3 separate regions of the Homo sapiens genome follow, and regions 1 and 2 are each linked to region 3. A link is a contact called in ENCODE Hi-C data. All regions are on one chromosome and are shown on one strand. The core of a region is the stretch at or near the end of the contact, and the rest is flanking DNA. Distances in the headings are between cores, read along the strand shown. Region 1 overlaps SYN2 (synapsin II). Region 2 holds the start of MKRN2 (makorin ring finger protein 2). Region 3 holds the start of VGLL4 (vestigial like family member 4).

Evidence for each region. A loop is a pair of places that touch in the nucleus more often than their neighbours do. Pooled maps may share reads with other maps.
Region 1: a loop to region 3 is called in a pooled map, with 7 times the contacts of the local background. The contact joins the enhancer-like site here to the promoter of VGLL4 in region 3. A Hi-C loop is called at or near these places in 1 of 168 maps with a recorded cell type or tissue (K562), 4 of 37 single-sample maps with no recorded cell type and 10 of 50 pooled maps.
Region 2: a map of CD8-positive, alpha-beta T cell shows a loop between it and region 3 (6-fold over the local background). The contact joins the promoter of MKRN2 here to the promoter of VGLL4 in region 3. A Hi-C loop is called at or near these places in 1 of 168 maps with a recorded cell type or tissue (CD8-positive, alpha-beta T cell), 1 of 37 single-sample maps with no recorded cell type and 12 of 50 pooled maps.

Annotation. Positions count from the first base shown.
Region 1 is chr3:12,186,316-12,189,545 of GRCh38, reverse strand. It overlaps SYN2 (synapsin II), which reads right to left. Exons shown (of 13, transcript NM_133625.6): 12 at 1,934-2,177. Among named protein-coding and RNA genes, the nearest start is that of TIMP4, 29 kb to the right of the region's middle. RefSeq lists enhancers at 1,720-1,859, 2,060-2,169. Within about 2 kb of position 1,950, at least 17 of the 41 ENCODE cell types and tissues checked have a DNase peak (open chromatin) inside an H3K27ac peak, as active enhancers do.
Region 2 is chr3:12,555,715-12,559,070 of GRCh38, reverse strand. MKRN2 (makorin ring finger protein 2) reads right to left here and starts at 1,984. Exons shown (of 8, transcript NM_014160.5): 1 at 1,895-1,984. The coding sequence starts at 1,920. It also overlaps a transcript of MKRN2OS not described here. RefSeq lists enhancers at 1,265-1,324, 1,234-1,757, 2,145-2,204, 2,255-2,364 and a silencer at 1,885-1,974.
Region 3 is chr3:11,642,415-11,646,065 of GRCh38, reverse strand. It overlaps VGLL4 (vestigial like family member 4), which reads left to right and starts at 2,151. Exons shown (of 5, transcript NM_001128219.3): 1 at 2,151-2,629. The coding sequence starts at 2,548. RefSeq lists enhancers at 1,928-2,007, 3,198-3,567.

The DNA of each region.
Region 1 (3,230 bases), core at 701-3,200, 540 kb before region 3:
TGAGCCACCGCACCCGGCAATTTCCCTGTTCTTAAAATGGATGTAGTAACCACCCTTGTAACCCTCCTCAGAAGAGCGCTAATATGAGGTCTATGGGGTTCAGGGTGTCCAGTGGCAAAAGAGATATATATCAGGCCTTTACAAGTTTCTTAGGGAGTTTTCTAATGAGAAAATCCAAACTACAACATTTTAGGGGCCTATTCTCCCCTTGAGAGACTAGTGGTTCACAGAGAAAAACCATGAAGCACAAGGCCATGGGGAGGCCCAGCCTGTACTCCAGGAGAGGACATGAGGTCTGGCTTCTCCAGCGGCCCAGCTTTTCTCCTTCTTGACTCCTACTCACTCCTGCTGCTTTCTGGCTCCAGAACTCTTCTCCTGGTGTCTTGGGACTCTCAGCCCTCCCTTAAATGCTGGGTGCAGCTCAGGAGAAACTCCCTTCTACAGAACTGTGAGCAGTCTCTCTCTGCCTGCAGTGACTGTGAACAGACACCCTGCCTTTCATTAGGGCTGGGAACGAGACCCAACACGCTGGCCTCTGGGAGTGGGGGCACTCCTCAGCCCGCACAGGCAGAGTACTGGGGATGAGCCTCCAGCTTCTCATCAGAGGTTGGCTCTATTCAACAGCTTCAGCCCAGAGGCAGTGACAATCCAAGGATCTGCCCTCACGCGGGGGCTAGAGTTGGCTAGTGGGAAGGCAGGAGGGATTAAAAAAAAGTCAGCAGGCAGGAAACAGCTGGGCTGAAGGGACATTATGTGGCAGGCAAGAGGCAAGAGGTGCCACTGGCCCGAGCTGGGGAGCAAGAGTGGGTGATGCCCCTCCCATCACACGGGACTGGAAGACCCAGAGAAAGTGACCATCTGGACACCTGAGCCCCGCAACCTTGGCTCTGCCACTAATTAGAGGAGTAGCTCGGCTTTGAGAAAAAAAAAAATTTTTCTTTGAGCAAAGTTTTTCTCATCTGCAATGACTACATGATCTCCTAGTGGCTCATTTCAACTCCAGAATTCTCCAGCCCCCTTTTCTCCCTCCCTGAAGAGTCATTTGTTGCCCGTCACCTCACTCTGAGAAGCAGGGGTGTATCACTACCATCCCCTTACCATCCCCCTAAGGCTACGGCTGTCTGTGCTGAAGGTGGTGACAGAAGTCTGCTGGGGACACTGCACAAGCAATCAGAGGCCTCTGTGGGAGAGAGGGCAGAACTGACCATCGTCCACATCCAGGTGCTGTCCCTCCCAAAGACAGCTCTGCTGCTTGCAGGGGTCTGTGCAGTGGGGCAGTGTGGAGGGGCTTCTAGGGTTGATTGCTGGGTGTGGGGGAACCCAAGAGGATGGAGTTCCTCAGCGTCTCTGCCTGGGAACTCCTCTGCTGCCCACACCAGAAACTGACCTCCTTTGGACAGAGCTGAAGGTAAAATGTTGAAATGGATTTAACTACTTCCCTCTTTTCATTCTGGGCAGCCTTACTGATTGCATACTCTGAACTGTGAGTCAGAGGCAGAAAGATTAAAAATTTTTTTTTACAAAGAAAGAAACACACACAAAGAAAAGGAATGGAAAAAAGAGTGGGAGACAGGGTTTAAAATAAACAAACCAAAACCTTAAGCTAGTACAAGACTAGAGAAGGGACAGTGACTCTGCCGTAGTGCCACTTCCCAGGAAGAAAGGGAAGGGGGTTGAATTTCTAGCTAAACTTTAGACTTTCACTTCCCTCTTTCCTCCCTTCTCCAGTGAACCCTAACCACTCCTTTAACCAAACACACACACACACACACACACAAAAACCAAAAACAAACTAACAAAAAAAAACCAAATCCCATCACAAAATATCTGTAGGAGGAGACCTGATTGAAGGTGATTTCTAGCAGCTCTGGAGCCCAAGGCCCACAGGAAGGGTAGGAGGAGGGGAGGGAGGAGCTGCTGAGTTGTCTCTTACTTGAGCTGTGGGTGAGGCTGGGGCTTCTGTGGTGGAGCAGCCAGGGGTGGCTGGGCCTCTGCCAGGGAGCTGCTGCTGGAGGGTGCATCTCCGTGGGTGGTGGGGCCGCCCGGCCGCTGAGGAGCCGAGGAGGAGGAAGAAGAGGAGGAAGAGGAGGAAGGTGGCAGTGATGGTCCAGGGGGGAGCCGGCGTGGAGGCAGCACCTTGCCTGGGGGCTGCATTCCTTGGGGTTGCCCAGGGCCCCCTAGGTTCAGTACAAGAAAAACTTCATAATTTAACCATATAAAAATGTTTCCTTATTAGAATTTATGCCTCAAAGGGTGTGGTTAGTTAATTACCCAAAGGATAAGCTCTATTCCAAGAAGCTGGAGTCTCTGAAGGGCCCTAAAGGGGGTCCTTGGTTAGCTATCCTTGTATATAGCCACTAAGTGCTTCTCCTCAGAAACGGAGCAACTCAGCCACAGCAGCAGTCAGCAGGACAAGGAGGAACCAGGGACGAGCGGCCCCGTCAGAGGCGCACTCTCTCACAGAGGGCCCTAGAATGCAGGGTCCTCTCCCCTCCTCTCTAGAGGTGTCTCAGGCACAGACCACCCTGCTCCAGGGTTTATTGGGAAGTCTCAAGTTCCACATGGCAGATGCAGGAGAGTGTGGTGGAGAGAGCACTGGATCTCAGAAATAGTCTACCAGTGACTCCCTGAGCAAGTCACCAAACTTCCCTGGGCCTTGGTTTTCCCAAACATAAAACTTTAAAAAGTGTAAGCCCTGGTCTTAGTTGTCTTTTAAGGGGTAGTGTTTCAAAGATAATAGGGTTGAGCAAGTTCTTCAAAAAGTATTCCGTACCTTATGATCACCTCGATGGTCACTGACATATGCTGTTTTATGGAGCTGCCCTTGGTCCTGCTCCAAGCCTGCGTGGGTCTGATTGCCAGGCCCACCATGCCCCACCAGGGCTTCATTTTAGCATTAACTCATGCCCACAACCAGGAGAAATCCATTCTTCCTAGGCACTGTTTTGCCTCTCAGTAATATCCTCAAGGGGTTCTAGCAGGATGAACCTCTCAGCCATGTGTGGTAGAATTCTCAAGACATCCAAACCCCACTCTCCCCTGGGGATGTTGTGGGTGCCATTTGGCAAATGAAAGCCCCCCTAAAAAGGAACAGCACACCCTCCTCCCAGCATGAAACACTAAACCATCTGGTGGCCTGGAGAGGAAAAAGGTCCTCCTTCCTCTGGGAGTTGACAGGCATTAAGGTGGTACCAGATTGCCTAGAGTTTGCTGAGGAGGGTCCCAACGCT
Region 2 (3,356 bases), core at 735-3,234, 910 kb before region 3:
TGATAAGTCCTGCAATAAATAAATTTTAATTTAGCATTTCAAAACTTATCTGGAGGCCCTACAGTCTATGAGGGCATGAACTTTGATTTCACACCTCTGTCACTTGGAAGCTAAATGACCTTAGGCAAGTCGCTTCAATGCTGAGGCTCAGTTTTACGATCTGTGGAAGAGCGCTGGTTGCTGGATTATACACTACAGTACCTAAGAGCCGCAGCACATTGTAAGTCCCCAACAAACATGACTAAACACTTAAACAGAAGTGATCCCTTCTCAACATTCCAACCCAATCTTCATTTATATGGAGCAACATCCTACAGAACACCCCTGTTTGGGAAACAGAATTAAAGCTTTCAAGTCAAGCTATCTCCAGGTATACAAGGAAAAAACCAAGATGATCCTGATTTAGGTCCTTGTGCCTCTACTAAGGTGTAAAATTTTAGGCAAATTTCAAGTCTTTCTGAGCATAAGATTCCTTATTTGTAAAATAAGATACTACAGAGTTGAGATTCAATTATAAAGCATTATTACATAAATGTGTACTGTTTTGTGGACACTTCTTAGATGAGGTACGGGAATAAATGGTAGAATTAAACCATAGAGCGAGGGGAGGAATACAGAGGTTTTTCTAGGAGGCTACAAGCTGCTTTACAGTGCACAATGACCTAGGAATACTTCCTCCAGCAGGAGAAACTTTATACAAATAAAAATACGTAAACACACACAAACCCGTCTTCACAAAACACCTTCTAGTACAAATAACCTAGTAAAAGTCTTTTTATAGACACTAGGTGCAAATTTCTGACAACAGCTTAACATAAGCCACCTGGGCCTTGGATAAATTGAACAGTAAATGTACACTAATGCTAACAGAAAACTTACTACACAGTCACGTCTCAACTATTCATACCAATGAAGAGAAGTAACAACATAGAAAATAAACTGTTTATTACACAAACTCTATAACTGTTTTTAAGCAATGTTTCCCATAAAAATTATTAAATGAAATTTGCATTTTCCAAGCATACAATTCAATTTGCGTTTTCCAAACATACAATTCAATAGGACTAGACTCCATTACCAGTAAGCCACAAGCTGACCAAGCAATGAGGGTGTTACACAACCACACTATTCTATTTCATAGGAGCAGTCGTAGTGTAGCTATCTGGCTATTTTCTACAATAAACCATCCATTACCGTCGCATTTCTCCTCGTAAATGGCTCTCTCAGTAAGATAAATGAGTGTCAACGTCTTTCGGTCTCAGTTTCCTGCACTGTAAAATGGTAATAATAACTACTAAGTTGTCTTACTGTGAAGTCTGATGATAATGAATATAAAGGACTTGGAAATATGCAGGGCGCTTCGCCGATATTCACAATATGCTACCTGTCGTTATTTTCCACACAACAACTTTTACTTGTTAACTCTCTGCAAGTTTAGATTGCATCTGGATTCTCCAAACTTTGAGGCCCTCATAATCGATTAACAAATTACTCCTATGTGGTATCCCCATTTGTAACCGTCCTCTCGGCGTCCCTTTACTCAACTTCAAATCTTTTCCAGTTAAAGCGTAAGCCCCAGAGCCTTCCCGACAGCGCCCCGGCATCCTGCACGGCCCTGGCTAGGACGTCCTTCCTCCCAGCCCACAGGGGCCACGCTTCAAACTCGGGGCGTAGCCCCCCGCGCTGGCCTCGCCCAGCGTCTCGGCCACGCATCCCCCGGATCCCCGGCTGTGGCGGCAGCGCTCGCTCTGCCTCGCAAAGCCCCGCCGCGAACAGCCGAGTAACTTTCCGAGTCCCGCTCTAGCCTCAGGTTCCCGGACCACAGCACTGGCGCGCACCGGCCCCCCTGCGGCCTGGGGGAGCGGCCCGAAGCTCCTGGCTCCAGCGCACTGACCTGCAAGTGATCTGCTTGGTGCTCATGGTGGCTGGGCTGAGGGACCGTCGTCGTGCCGCCGCCTCTCGCAGCCGCTGCCGCCTCGGCCTTGGCCCTGGCCCGGCCCATCCCGCGTAGCCGCGTCACGCCGGCGCACGCCGGCGCACGCCGCCCCTCCGGTGTGGCACCTTTGTAGCGCCGGCGGGTAACCTAGCCGTCGTCACAATTGGTTCCGCACCGGGGATCGGGCCGGCTGTCCCGGCATCCCTGCTCTCGGTGTCCCGCACTTCCAAGCCTCCGGGGCGGAGCCTGGCTGGCATCTTAGTCCTGCCAGTCTTATCCCGATGCCTACTGTTAGTGCCTGCGATTCTGCCCCGATCGCCAAGAGTATTCCTTAGGGATCTCCCGCCTCCTTCGAGGCACTTCACCACTCCTGGGGAAACTCCAGCCTCTCCTCTTAATCCCGGATGCCCCTATCCATTCATACTCGCACTCACTGGGCACCCTTCTCAGGCCCTGCCTCAACTGTTCCCGCCGGACCTCGCCTCCCACTTAAGGAAATTCCTTAGCTCTCTCCCAACTGCTCTTTCCCCAAATCTCTACTTCCACAAGTTTTAGTCTTCATTTTCTTTCCTGCCAGTCTTGTGCTGCTCGTCTTCCATTTCCTATGGTGGAAACCCCAAAAGTTATTTTTGACACTTCCCTCTAGCTCTCTATACCCTGCAGATTCTGCTCCCACACCTCTGTCCAATGCGTCCTCTTCTGCCCCCTTTCCACCGTCCCTTCTACCTAGCACCATGCGATACCTTTTTTTTTAATTATTATTATTTTATTTTTTATTTTTTTGAGACGGAGTTTCTCTCTTGTTGCCCAGGCTGGAGTGCAGTGGGGCGATCTCGGCTCACTGCAACCTCCGCCTCCCGGGTTCAAGCGATTCTCCTGCCTCTCAGCCTTCCACGTAGCTGGAATTACAGGCGTGCACGCCTGGCCAGCCATGCGATAGCCTTTTAACTGGTCTTCTGGCTTCCGTTCCTGGTAAAAATCTATTTTTAAAACATAAATCGGATCATGTCATTCACCTTTTAATCTTACAATGGTTTCTCATTGCTTAAAAACTCGAGATACATAACATGCACAATATAAGTGCACCAAACACATTCTATGAATTTTTGCACATGCATACACTCATGAAACTACCACCCAGATCAAAATAAAGAATTTTTTGTTTTGTTTTGAGGCAGGGTCTTGCTCTGTCGCCCAGGCTGGAGTGCAGTGGCGCCATCATAGTTCAAGCAGTCCTCTGCCTTAACCTCCCCAGCAGCTGGGAATACAGGTGCGCGACACCATGCTCGACTAAACTTCAAAATGCTGGAGTAAGGAGAGGTTGAGCCGGAAGGATCCTTTGAGCATAGTTCACTGCAGTCGAGGCTGCAGGGGGTGGGTGGGGGCTGGATATTATCGACACCCCAGAAGGGCTTCCTTA
Region 3 (3,651 bases), core at 902-3,401:
CTGATGTCACCCCAGTGATTACTGTTGCAGCAATGACGGCAACAGTATTTAGTATTTAGATGTCATATAGTTTTTTTGTTTTGTTTTGTTTTTTGAGACGGAGTCTTGTTCTGTCACCCAGGCTGGAGTGCAGTGGCACAATCTTGGCTCACTGCAGCCTCTGCCTCCCGTGTTCAAACAATTCTCCTGCCTCAGCCTCCCTAGTAGCTGGGATTACAGACACATGCCACTATGCCCGGCTAATTTTTGTATTTTTAGTAGAGACAGGGTTTCACCATGTTGGCCAGACTGTTCTCAAACTCCTGACCTCAAGTGATCCGCCCGTCTCAGTCTCCCAGAGTGCTGGGATTACACGCGTGAGCCACCGCATCCGGACTCCCAAGTAAGATTTCATTAGAACACCTTGCCATGAGTGTGCCTAATAAACCCAATGCAACTATTGCTGGATTTTTTTTTTTTTTTGAGACGGAGTCTCGCTCTGTCGCCCAGGCCGGACTGCGGACTGCAGACTGCAGTGGCGCAATCTTGGCTCACTGCAAGCTCCGCTTCCCGGGTTCACGCCATTCTCCTGCCTCAGCCTCCCGAGTAGCTGGGACTACAGGCGCCCGCCACCGCGCCCGGCTAATTTTCTGTATTTTTAGTAGAGACGGGGTTTCACCGTGTTAGCCAGGATGGTCTCGATCTCCTGACCTCATGATCCACCCGCCTCGGCCTCCCAAAGTGCTGGGATTACAGGCGTGAGCCACCGCGCCTGGCCTATTGCTGGATTTTTAACATACAACTCCTTCAAATTATTTATTCAAATATTATTTTGGAATATTAAAAATATATTTTTAGAATAGTAATTCAAATGTTTAGTTTTTGTTTTTTTTTTTTCTATTTTGTTAACACGTTCTTGATGTGCTGAAAACTGAACATTCAGTGGTTCACTCGTTCAGTAAACAGTTTTTGGGCACCTGAACTTGGTTGTGCTAGGCACTGGGTAATCAAAGTTTAAGCCCCAAGTTCTTCCAATAGCAAATAGTACAGCTGCATGCCACTAGCTTCTTACACACAGGTGGGTGACATACATGCCAAATGAAAATAATTTTACCCTTTCCCTCTATAATTTCAAGTACACTTTTAATTTTTGATATTATAGCCCTATTTGCTTAAACACTCTTCCATCTCTTCTCCTCTCCTTGTCTCCTTTTTTTCTTTTCTTTTTTTTTTTTTTTTTTGAGACAAAGTCTCACTCTGTTGCCCAGGCTGGAGTGCAGTGTCACGATCTTGGCTCACTGCATCCTCCTCCTCTCAGGTTCAAGCAATTCTCCCACCTCAGCCTCCTGAGTAGCTGGGACTACAGGCGTGCGCTACCACACCAGGCTAATTTATGTATTTTTAGTAGAGATGGGGTTTCACCATGCTGGCCAGGCTGGTCTTGAACTCTTGACCTCAAGTGATCCGCCTGCTTCGACTAGGATTACAGGTGTGAGCCACTACACCCGGCCCCCTCGTTTTTTTAAATAAAATTATAACATTAGGTGGGAAAAAACACTTTAAAAGTAGTTCTGTCAACTATTTTGGGGGCTGTGGGCCAGTCATTTAATCCATCTGAACCTGTTTCCTCTGCTGTGAAAGGGTGATACCCTCCTTGCCCTGTCCATCTCAGTTGTTATGGGGATTATGGAAGAAGCTATATGTAACATTAACATCAGAAATTTAAATATCCAGTTAAAGTGTAAATGGATATTATAAAACAATCTTTAAAAGAAACAAAGACACTATATATATATATATGGCTTATGCATCACTAGCACTTTGGGTTTCCGAAACCCCAACATGAAGTTTCACGAAAGTTGCATTCCATGGGAGTTTGCTTCCATGATGGATTTTTTACTTTGTACTTAGCTCCTGAAAAAGAAACTTCCTGGGTTTTCTTTTTTCCTCCTACGGTTTTGCAGCGGCTTGGCTGCTTCCTGTCAAGAGCCACTCTGCCAAGGCCCCGTCTCTAGAGTCTCTCCCCCTCCCCTTTCTCTTTCTTTCCAACACTTGCTACATTGAGAGGCTGATCCTGTGCAGAAGCCCTCCCTGCCTCGGCAGCGCGGCGCAGTGAGCATGCTCGGCCTCCTGCGGGAAGAGGAAGCGGCGGCATAGGAGTCATGCCAAGCATAGCCCTCATGTCAGCGCTGCCGGCTTGCAGCGGGCTGTGAGAGGGGCCGGCGCCGCTTTGTCCTAGGAAACGGGCTGCGCGTTTCTCTTTTTCACTCTTTTCCATTTCCAGGAAGGACTTGTAAGGACTTCTGAAACGCTGTTTTCATACTCGATCGGGGATACAGTACATACACCGTCTACCAGTAAGCCCTTGAAGGGTTTCGTGTGAGCTCGATTTTTTTGTGCCTGATTTTTTTTTTTTTAACTTTTGCATACTTTGTTTTGATAGTCTGAGGCTGGGCCTCTGCCTTTGTGAAGTTGAAGAGCCAGGAGCTACTCAGCAACAATTGATTTTTGAAACTTAACTCTTTTGGGGCAAAAGCAAAGAGCTGGTTTTCTTTGCTAGCCCAATAAATGCTATTTATGAAGATGGACCTGTTGAACTATCAGTACTTGGACAAGATGAACAACAATATCGGCATTCTGTGCTACGAAGGTAGATGTCCCGTTGTAGAATTACTGCCCGTTGCTCGTCCCGGCCACTCCTCCTCAGTGTGCTGGGTGCCTGCCTTCTAAGCGCCCGCTGTCCTCCTCCGGGGTGTAGGGCACTTGAAAGGCCGGCGTTTCTTAGGTTCGGTTCGGCACCGAGTGTGTTCGGATCTCAGGCTGCGGGGGGCGGTGGAGGGGGCTGGACGGGGAGGCAGTGAAGTAGAAACCCTTCAAAGTTTGCTCGTTGCTTGCAACGTACTCGCGCCTCACATTTTTAACTCTTTAAAATGTATGTATTTTTGATTTCCGTTAATATTGTCTTTAGGGGAAGGACTTGTAGGACGCCGGTAAAAGTTGAGCCTCTTTGGGGGAGGGGCTGGTAAGGATTGCACCGTCTACTGTACCCTGCTGTGGGCCACGGCGCCCTGCAGCTCACGGAGGGGGAGCCAAAGTTACAGCGAGTTTTTGTGCTCGCGAGTGAGCGTCCCAAACAGCGGAGAATGTCCCTCTCCCGCGTGGGGCCGGAAGGGCACCGTGTCAGCGAGCACAGGCGGGCTCTTTGTCTCGCTGGCGCTTCCTGTGCAGCCCGGGGAGCGCTGACACTGGGGGGTGTTCCTCGCGCTCCGCTCCCTGTGGGAGCGATTACACAACACCCCGACCCCCAGCCTGCCCTGAAAAAGAGAGAGCCGCGCCGAACTGTTATTTATTACCTCCTACTGCCCGCGAGGTGCTTCCCCCACTGTCTTGTATTTCCAACTGTCTCTGGTAGCAGTCAGAGAAAAATCTATTTCTTAAGCCCTCGGACATCCTCTACGTGCGATTTGAAAAAGTGGCAATGGCCCTGGGTCTGCCGCCGAGGGCATCTCCGGGGGAGTTCGGCCTGGCAGGAAGAGTGTTTTCTGTTGTAACCACACACACATCCGGGACTCTTCTCTTTCTCATTCAGCAGGAGCAGTTTCCATTTTTTCTCCAATAATACACGGGACATTTCTCTTGAAAAAGAAAACAGTTACAAAAACTTGGGAGGGT